2 separate regions of the Homo sapiens genome follow, and region 1 is linked to region 2. Evidence: chromatin loops called from intact Hi-C (ENCODE). Cell type or tissue: mammary epithelial cell. All regions are shown on one strand.

Region 1 (5,000 bases), 260 kb after region 2:
TGTCTTCTTTTGAGAAGTGTCTGTTCATATCCTTCACCCACTTTTTGATGGGGTTGTTTGTTTTTTTCTTGTAAATTTGTTTAAGTTCTTTGTAGATTCTGGATATTAGCCCTTTGTCAGATGGGTAGATTGCAAAAATTTTCTCCCATTCTGTAGGTTGCCTGTTCACTCTGATGGTAGTTTCTTTTGCTGTGCAGAAGCTCTTTAGTTTAATTAGATCCCATTTGTCAATTTTGGCTTTTGTTGCCATTGCTTTTGATGTTTTAGCCATGAAGTCCTTGCCCATGCCTATGTCCTGAATGGTATTGCCTAGGTTTTCTTCTAGGGTTTTTATGGTTTTAGGTCTAACATGTAAGTCTTTAATCCATCTTGAATTAATTTTTGTATAAGGTGTAAAGAAGGGATCCAGTTTCAGCTTTCTACATATGGCTAGCCAGTTTTCCCAGCACCATTTATTAAATAGGGAATCCTTTCCTCGTTTCTTGTTTTTGTCAGGTTTGTCAAAGATCAGATGGTTGTAGATGCGTGGTATTATTTCCGAGGGCTCTATTCTGTTCCATTGGTCTATATCTCTGTTTTGGTACCAGTACCATGCTGTTTTGGTTACTGTACCTTTTAGCATAGTTTGAAGTCAGGTAGCGTGATGCCTCCAGCTTTGTTCTTTTGGCTTAGGATTGACCTGGCAATGCGGGCTCTTTTTTGGTTCCACATGAACTTTAAAGTAGTTTTTTCCAATTCTGTGAAGAAAGTAATTGGTAGCTTGATGGAGATGGCATTGAATCTATAAATTACCTTGGGCATTATGGCCGTTTTCACAATATTGATTCTTCCTATCCATGAGCATGGAATGTTCTTCCATTTGTTTGTGTCCTCTTTTACTTCATTGAGCAGTGGTTTGTAGTTCTCCTTGAAGAGGTCCTTCACATCCCTTGTAAGTTGGATTCCTAGGTATTTACAATAGGTTTTTATTTTATTTTTTAAGAAACAAGACCTTACCCTGTCACCCAGGCTGGAGTAGAGTGGCACAATCATAGCTCACGGCAGCCTCAAACTCCTGGCCTCAAGCAATGCTTCTCAAAGTGTGGTCCCCAGTCAGCAGCATCGGCATCACCTGGGAAGCAGGAGCAATGCAAATTCTCCAGTCCCGCCTCAGACCTACTGAAGCGGACACACTGTGGGTGCTGCCCAGCAATCTAGGTTTTAACAAGCCCTCCAGGGCATTCTGAAGCGCTGGTAAATTGAGAACTGTTGCTTTAGATTTTCGAACGTGGTTGAACTGTAACCAGAGACGGTCCAGGTTCTGGTTACTGCTCTGGGAATGTGCTTTTTCCAGCCCGGAAGACTTCCTCTGCACAATCCTATCTCCTTGGGTCCAGGGCAAGCCCAGCCTTGCTCTTTGAGAGCAGTAAGACTCCAGGGAAATGCCATATGAGCTGGTGGGATTCCACCAGCATAAAAGGTGGAAATGGAGCCTATAGTGACCACTGCCCCAAACTCGCCAGCGCCCTCATGTGGAGGCACAACTGCAAAGATGCACTGAGTCACTCCCACGCGCGGCTCCTGTCCACCAAGATCCAGTCTGGTTAAAACACTAGGCCTTGCCCATAGATAATAGACAGCGCCACTTCCTTCCGTCCCTTTCTTCCCTTTCCTACCGTGCTATGAGGGGTTGATGCCCTTTGATTTCCCAGACAGACTGATTGCAAGAGCTGAACCTTACTTAAAGATGTGACTTCGGCTGGGCGTCATGGCGCTACATGTAGTTCCAGCTACAGGGGAGGCTGAGGCTGGAGGATCGCTAAAGCCCAGGAGTTGCAGTCCAGCCAATCACTGAGGATTTTTTTTAAATGCAAATTCTGACTCTGTAGGTCTCAGGGGGAGCCCCAGAGCCTGCATTTTTAATAAACGCCACAAACGCACTCTTGCTGCTAATGTGAGAACACCACTTTGAGCGGATATGATTAGGTTGCCCTCTAGTGATAATCCCATGGAAATCCAGGGTGTTTCTAGCTTCACGATGAACCGGGTCAGCTGGGACTTTCCAGAAAATTAAGACTATTAAAGGCCGGCATGGTGGCTCACGTCTGTAATCCCAGAACTTTGGGAGGCTGAGGCAGTAATCACTTGAGGCCAGAAGTTCGAGACCAGCCTAGGCAACATGGTGAGACCTTGTCTCTACAAAAATAAAAAAGTAAAAAATTAGCCAGTTGGGGGTGGTGTGTGCCTGTGGTCCCAGCTACTTGGGAGGCTGAGGTGGGAGGATTGTTTGAGCCCAGGAATTGGAGGCTGCAGTGAGCTACGATTGCACCCTGCACTCCACCCTGGGTAACAGCAAATTAATTAGAAATTTTTAAACCAGCTTTACAGAATAAGAATATCAGGCTTTTTCCTACACTTAAGAGTCAGGCTCTCCTCTACCATATATAAACAAAGAATCTTTCACTCCTAATCTTCTGCCAGCTTTCAAGACCGGGGTACTGGAGACATCTTTATCCCACATTAACTTTTCTCCAAATAATCTCAACTACTTCCTATGATACTGGTTTCATCATGTTGCTTCTTTTTTTTTTTTTTTTTTTTCTTTTTTTTTGGAGACAGAGTCTCACTCTTTTGACCAGGCTGGAGTGTAGTGGTGTGACCTTGGCTCACTGCAACCTCCGTCTCTTGGGTTCAAGAGATTCTCCTGCCTGAGCCTCCCGAGTAGCTGGGGTTACAGGCGCCTGCCACCATGCCCGGCTAACTTTTCTGTATTTTTAGTAGAGATGGGGTTTCCCCATGTTGGCCAGGCTGGTCTCAAGCTCCTGACCTCAAGTGATCTGCCTGCCTCGGCCTCCCAAAGTGCTGGGATTACAGGCGTGAGCCACCGCACCCAGCCCATCATGTTGCTTCTTGTCTTGAAAAACATTCTGCAGCTCTTTGTGCCAGTGTCAAGTTTAAACTCCACAACCTGGCACCCAGAGCTTCTACAACATGGCTCTAGTCTTTTCCAGCCTCATTGGAATTGGATACTTATATATGCTTAATAACTTAACAATACTATATGTTTTATATAGTATTGTTACATATATAGCACCCAAAAATGCTAATGCTGAGATATATATTTGGAAACAGGGTCTTACACTGTCATTCAGGCGAGTGTAGTACAGTGGCATGATCACGGCTCACCTGCAGCCTCAAACTTCTGGACTCAAGTGATCTTCCCGTCTCAGTTTCCCAAGTACCTGGGACTTACAGGCACATTCCACCATGCCCAGCTAATTTTTAAATTTTTTTGTAGAGACAGGGTTTCACTATGTTGCCCAGGTTGATCTCGAATTCCTGGCCTCAAGTGATCCTCCCGCCTTAGCCTCCCAAAGTGCTGGGATTGCAGGCATAAGCCACCATGCCTAGGCTACAATATTATATTAGTGTAAATACAGTATACAAATTTAGTCTGTTTTCATACTTTTAATGAGCAACATACCTGCCACATGCTGGGTGCTACAGAGGTTGCGATACACAATCCTGCCATCAAGCAGTTTAGATGTTTTTTATCTGGCCCTTTTTTACATACTATTAGTTTATAGAAATAGTTCAGGTATTGACATAGCCTATTGTGTGACTATGTATAGTGTTTTGAATTTTTTAATTTTTATTTATTTATTTTTTGAGTCACTATCTCCCTCTGTCACCCAGGTTGGAGTGCAATGGTGTGATCTTGTCTCACTACAACCTCCACCCTGTCTCATGCTACAGTCATCCTCCCACCTCAGCCTCCTGAGTAGCTAGGACTACAAGCATGTGCCACCATGCCCGGCTAATTTGTGTATATTTTGTAATATACAAAATAGGTTTCACCATGTTGCCCAGGCTGGTCTCGAACTCCTGAGTTCAAGCAATCCTCCCATCTCAGTGTTCCAAAGTGCTGGGATTAAAGGCATGAACCACTATACCCAGATAGAATTTTTTTTTTTTTGAGACAGAGTCTCACTCTGTTGCCCAGGCTGGAGTGAAGTGGTACACTCTTGGCTCACTGCAACCTCTGCCTCCCAGGTTCAAGCTATTCTCCTGCCTCGGCCTCCCACGTAGCTGGGACTACAGGGGTCCACCACCATGCCTGACTAATTTTTGTATTTTTAGTAGAGATGGGGTTTCACCATGTTGGCCAGGCTGGTCTCGAACTCCCGATCTCAGGTGATGTGCCCACCTCAGCCTCCCAAAGTCTGGGATTACAGGTGTGAGACACCGGACCCGGCCTAACCAGAATTTTTTGATGTTATTAATGTGCTGCTATGTATACATATCTGGTTTTGGAGGAGGAAAAGGGGAGAATCTATCTTCTTGAGGTAATATACCCTAAAGTAGAATCATTGAATTAAAATTACAGAGTTTTATAGCTGGTTATGTATTGACAGATTTCTTTCCAGAGACTGAAAATATTTCCAGGTTACCCATAATATATTTACATTAGTTTTCATGAAATACATACTTCGTTGGGTTTTACAATTTTAAAATGTATTTGTTACTTTGGCAGAGGTATTTAGGGCTACCACTAGCCTCTAAGTGCCTTTGTGTAAATTAGAGGAAAGTAACTACACAAGCACATTGTGTGCAGTACATCTTTTTTTTTTTCTGAGACAGGTTCTTGCTCTGTTGCCCAGGCTGGAGTGCAGTGGTGTGATCTCGGCTCACTGCAGCCTCTGTCTCCCGGGTTCAAGCAATTCTCCCACCTCAGCTTCCCAAGTAGCTGGAACTACAGATGTGCACCACCACACCCAGCTATTTTTTTTTCTTTTCTTTTCTTTTTGTATTTTTGGTAGAGACGCAGTTTCACTATGTTTGCCCAGGCTGGTCTCAAACTCCTGGGCTCAAACGATCCACAAGCCTCAGCCTCCCAAAGTGCTGGTTACAGATGTGAGCCACCATGCCCTGTCTGTGTGCAGAGCATCTTTGCATGAGGAAAAAAGTGCTAGTCTTCTGGATGGATGCAGCCTTACAACAGGACAGTGACTTTGTGGGTG
Region 2 (5,000 bases):
GGTCATGAACACTATGAAACACCCATGAAAATAAACAGGTTTTTTTAAAGATGAAGAAAACAATTATTTTTTTAAAAAGTAACTATGAAAGAAAATACACTAAAAATGTTAATTTTTTTTTTTTTTTTTAAGACGGAGTTTTGCTCTTGTTGCCCAGGCTGGAGTGCAATGGCGCAATCTCGGCTCACCACAACCTTCGCCTCCTGGGTTCAAGTGATTCTCCTGCCTCAGCCTCCGGAGTAGCTGAGATTACTGGCATGTGCCACCATGGCCCGCTACTTTTTTTGTATTTTTAGTACAGACGGGGTTTCTCCATGTTTGTCAGGCTGGTCTCAAATTCCCGACCTCAAGTGATCCACCTGCCTCAGCCTCCCAAAGTGTTGGGATTACAGGCGTGAGCCACTGCACCCAGCCAAAAATGTTAATATTAGTTGTCTTTAGACTGATGTCTTTTTACTTTTCCATATTTTCAAGAATTTTATATTGATTCCTTAGGACATTTACAGTGAACATAAAAATGTTAGAGAGAGAGAAGAGCTTAACATTTTTCATTAGAGCACCCTTAAAAAAAATATTTTCTAAGGAAACCTGAATTGCTTAGATCTCATCTCTTTTTTTTTGTTTGTTTTATGTACATCTTCGCCTATATTAGATAGATCATTGATGTACTTACCAAAACAAAAGGAAATGGTCCTGCTTCCTATGAAATTGTGTAAGCATGTGCCCTAATAACCACCTTTGTTTTAGTTCTTTCCAGTCTATTTAAAATTCTGGTCTTTATCTGACAAGCTGGAACTTCTTTACTTCTTTTTTTTTTTTTTTTTTTTTTTTGAGACACAGTTTCGCTCTCGTTGTCCAGGCTGGAGTGCAATGGCGCGATCTCAGCTCACTGCAACCTCTACCTTCCAGGTTCAAGCGATTCTCCTGCCTCAGCCTCCTGAATAGCTGGGATTACAGGTATGCACCACCATGCCCAGCTAATTATGTATTTTTAGTAGAGATGGGGTTTCTCCATGTTGTTTTTATTTTTTCCTTAACTTTTTTTTTTTTTTTTTGAGACAAGGTCCAGGGTCTCACCCTGTTGCCCAGGCTGGAGTGAAATGGCAGGATCTTGGCTCACTGCAAACCCTGCCCCCCAGGCTCAAGCAATCCTCTTGCTTCGGCCTCCAAGTAGCTGGGACTACAGGCATGTAGCCTTGCAGGCATGCAGGCATGGGCCTGGATAATTTTGTAATTTTTGTAGAGCTGGGGTTTCACCATGTTGCCCAGGCTGGTCTCGAACTCGAACTCCTGAGCTCAGGTGATCCATCCCCTTCAGCCTCCCAAAGTGCTGGGACTGTAAGCATGAGCCACCACGCCAGGCCCATATTGTTATTTTTCAAAAAGAAAGAAAGGAAAATGGTAAAAATAATGATAAATATTGGTATTATTTAGTCTCCAAAAAGAATAGCATGACCTTTATCAGAGGTATGTCTAGTTCTCAGAAAAAGAACCCAGAGCAAGAGAAAATGACAGATATTTAATAGGGGGCGAAAGTCTTTTTACATAAAACCTGTCAAAAAAGAAAATCGTGTTGTAATTTGGGACTGTAGCCTGCTGTCAGTTATTTACAGGAGTTTGAATAGCATTGGGTTGGGTTGTATTATGCCACCTAAAATCCAAACCAAATAGGTGTACCCAGTTAAACAGACTTGGGAAGAGAAGTGTGAAGTGTCAGCAGGATTCTTGAAGTCATGGTGGAGGGGAAGAGAAGTGGCCTGCAGATTTCATCAGCAGTTCTTCCGGTTCCCTCCTTTTTCCTAAAATAATCTCTCTGAATTTATCACTTCTGTTAGGAACATACAATATGTTTTTGGTACAGATTCTACTTAAATATCAACAATTTTTCCACTCTGTCAGCTGTTCTATAATATGTGATTCTGAAAACAAACCAAAAAAAAATAACAAATACTGGAACGCTTTCTGCTTTTAAAGTTTGCTCTTAAATGATGTGACCCCTTTTATGATGGATGTTGTTAGCTCCAAGGGTGCCAGATTTAGCAATCCATTATTTATCCTCTTCTCCTGGGACTCATCGTTTTTCCTACATTACCACATTTCACGTTCACAGCCCTTTTAATGCTCACACCCTGCACTGTTTTGTGTACATTCCATTCATCCTGCTCAGCCATTATGGGTTATTGCCATCTGGTGGAAAAACAGGGTTGACTACCAGATGGTAGTTTTGAAATTCCGGAAGTGAAATGAAGTTGTTTTCATCAGGGAAAAACACATTTATGTCTCATGCATATTCTGGTGTTCTAAAACAACGAGCGTTTTTCTGTTCCATTGCACATGGGGAAGTATACAACGATTTCAGCTGCTGAACACATTAAAAAATTGACTTTCTATATACACTACACAAAAATCGTGCTTGTAAAAAAGTTAGGTCCCCTTTTTATTTCTTTTTTCTTTTCACTCTGTCAACCCAGGCTGGAGTACGGTGGCAAGATCACAGCTCACTGCAGCCTCAATCTCCCAGGCTCGAGTGATCATCCCACCTCAGCCTCCTGAGTAGTTGAGACTACAGGCTCACGCCAACACAACTGGCTAATTTTTTTAAAATTTTTGTAGAGACGGGGTCTCACTACATTGTCCAGGCTGGTCTCAAACTTCTGGGTTCAAGTGATCCTCCCTCCTTGTCCTCCCAAAATGCTGGGATTATAGGCGTGAGCCACCGTGCCCAGCTGTCCACCTTTTTAAGTAATCCTGTGATCATAAAACAAAAATGACAAAACAAAATAGAGCTAAAATGTCTCAACTGCTTATCCCTTCACTAGGAAAAAATGCAGTATTAGATGTTTTCTACTTTTAAGTTCTATTATATAATAGCACACTTGAGTCATTAAGCAATTTTAGGGTATTAGTTCTTAAAATGAGATTCATTCACATTCAAAATTTAGCATAGTCTTCAAAGTGACAGGATGAATATTAGTCCAAAATGACTTAGGAGTTTCTCTTTCTCAAATTGTCATAAAATTTACTAACACTGTTACAATCCTTTAACATCTAAATTAGGCCAGGTACAATGGCTCATGCCTGCAGTGCCAACAATTTTAGAGGCCAAGGTGAGGAGATTGCTTGAGCCCAGGAGTTCAAGACCAGCCTGAGCAACATAGCAAGATCCTGTCTCTACAAAACATTTTTTTTTAATTTTTAAAGAAAAATAAAAATCTAAATAAAATGAGGTAGTAGGCCTGAGCTCCTCAAAACTATCAATATTATAAAAGACAAAAAAAGGCAGGGGGGGTGTGGTCAGGGACGGTGGCTCGCGCCTGTAATCCCAGCACTTTGGGAGGCCAAGGCGGGCAGATCACTTGAGGTCAGGAGTTCAAGACCAGGCTGGCCCACGTGGTGAAACCCTGTCTCTACTAAAAATACAAAAATTAGCTGTGTGTGGTGGCACGTGCCTGTAATCCCAGCTACTCGGTAGGCTGAGGCAGGAGAATGGCTTGAACCCAGGAGGCAGAGGTTGCAGTGAGCTAAGATTATGCCACTGCATTCCAGCATGGGTGACAGAGCAAGTAAGACTCTGTCTCAAAAAAAAAAAAAAAGGCGGGGATTTTCACAGTCTGTTCAGGCTTTTATAACAAAATACCATAAACTAGGTGGCTTACCAACAAGAGAAATTTATTTATCACAGTACTGGAGTCTGAGAAGTCCAAGATCAAGTTCCCAGCAGATAGCAGGGAATTGGTGGCCCATGCTTGTAGTCCTAGCTACTTAGGAGGCTGAGGCAGAAAGATTGCTTAAGCCCAGGAGTTTGAGGCTGCAGTGACCCATGAGCACGTTACTTCACTCCAGCCTGGGTGACAAAGCAAGACAAAGCGATACCCCGTCTCTAAAAATGAAAATGAAATTACAAATGTTTTAAAGAAGGTGCCAGCAGATTCAGTGTCTGTTAAGAACCCACTTTCTGATTCATAGATGGTGCCTTCAGTTGGGTCCTCACATGGTGGAAAGGGCCAATGAGCTCCCATGGGCATATATTACAAGGTCTCTAATTTGGTATATGAGGGTTCACCTTGGGGTTTAGGATTTCAACATATGAATTTTGAGGGATGATAAACATTTTGACCATCACAAGGATTGTTGTGGTTAAAAAGATATTAATGAGACATAATTATCAACCATATTCTTTTTTTTTTTTTTTTTTGAGACAGAGTCTCGCTTTCTTGCCTAGGCTGGAATGGAGTGGCGCGATCTTGGCTCACTGCAAGCTCCGCCTCCCGGGTCCACGCCATTCTCCTGCCTCAGCTTCCCGAGTAGCTGGGACTAAAGGCGCCCGCCACCACGCCCGGCTACTTTTTTTTTTGTATTTTTTAGTTGAGACAGGGTTTCACCGTGTTAGCCAGGATGGTCTCGATCTCCTGACCTCGTGATCCACCCGCCTCGGCCTCCCAAAGTGCTGGGATTACAGGCATGAGCCACCGAGCCCGGCCTTATCAACCGTATTCTTGATTGGATTGTGAATCTAGAAAAAGAAAAGCTTTAAGGATAATTGGAGAAATTTGAATATGGGCTGTATATTACTATTATTACGTCAATTACATTTCTTAGGTAGAACAATGCTGTTGTGGTTATATAAGAGAATTCCCTCTTCTTGGGAGATGCAGGATGAATATTTAGGTGTGGAACTTACTTTTTTTTTTGAGACAGAGTTTTGCTCTTGTTGCCCAGGCTGGAGTGCAATGGCACGATCTTGGCTCACCACAACCTCTGCTTCCTGGGTTCAAGTGATTCTTCTGCCTCAGCCTCCCGAGTAGCTTGGATTACAGGCATATGCCACCATGCCCAGCTAATTTTTTGTATTGTTACTAGAGACGAGGTTTCGCCATGTTGGTTCAGGCTGGTCTCCAACTCCCGACGTCAGGTGATCAGCCCACCTCGGCCTCCCAAAGTGCTGGGATTACAGGTGTGAGCCACCGCACTCGGCCAGAACTTACTTTTAATTGGTTGAA

Evidence for each region. A loop is a pair of places that touch in the nucleus more often than their neighbours do. Peaks named below come from ENCODE experiments on the same cell type or tissue, not always from the same donor. Only the 100,000 strongest peaks of a DNase experiment are listed, where the experiment ranks them.
Region 1: it touches region 2 in a loop (18-fold over the local background); 2 of 110 quality-filtered maps call a loop at or near these places.

Annotation. Positions count from the first base shown.
Region 1 is chr10:32,208,968-32,213,967 of GRCh38, forward strand. No RefSeq gene overlaps it. Among named protein-coding and RNA genes, the nearest start is that of EPC1, 140 kb to the right of the region's middle. In mammary epithelial cell, CTCF peaks have their summits at 1,504 (motif pointing left) and 1,965 (motif pointing left); no DNase peak of the experiment used is centred here.
Region 2 is chr10:31,945,620-31,950,619 of GRCh38, forward strand. The region is part of intron 2 of LOC107984219 (a long non-coding RNA gene); the gene reads left to right. Among named protein-coding and RNA genes, the nearest start is that of ARHGAP12, 19 kb to the left of the region's middle. In mammary epithelial cell, a CTCF peak has its summit at 2,195 (motif pointing left); a DNase peak (open chromatin) is centred at 2,162; H3K27ac peaks cover 1,891 bases.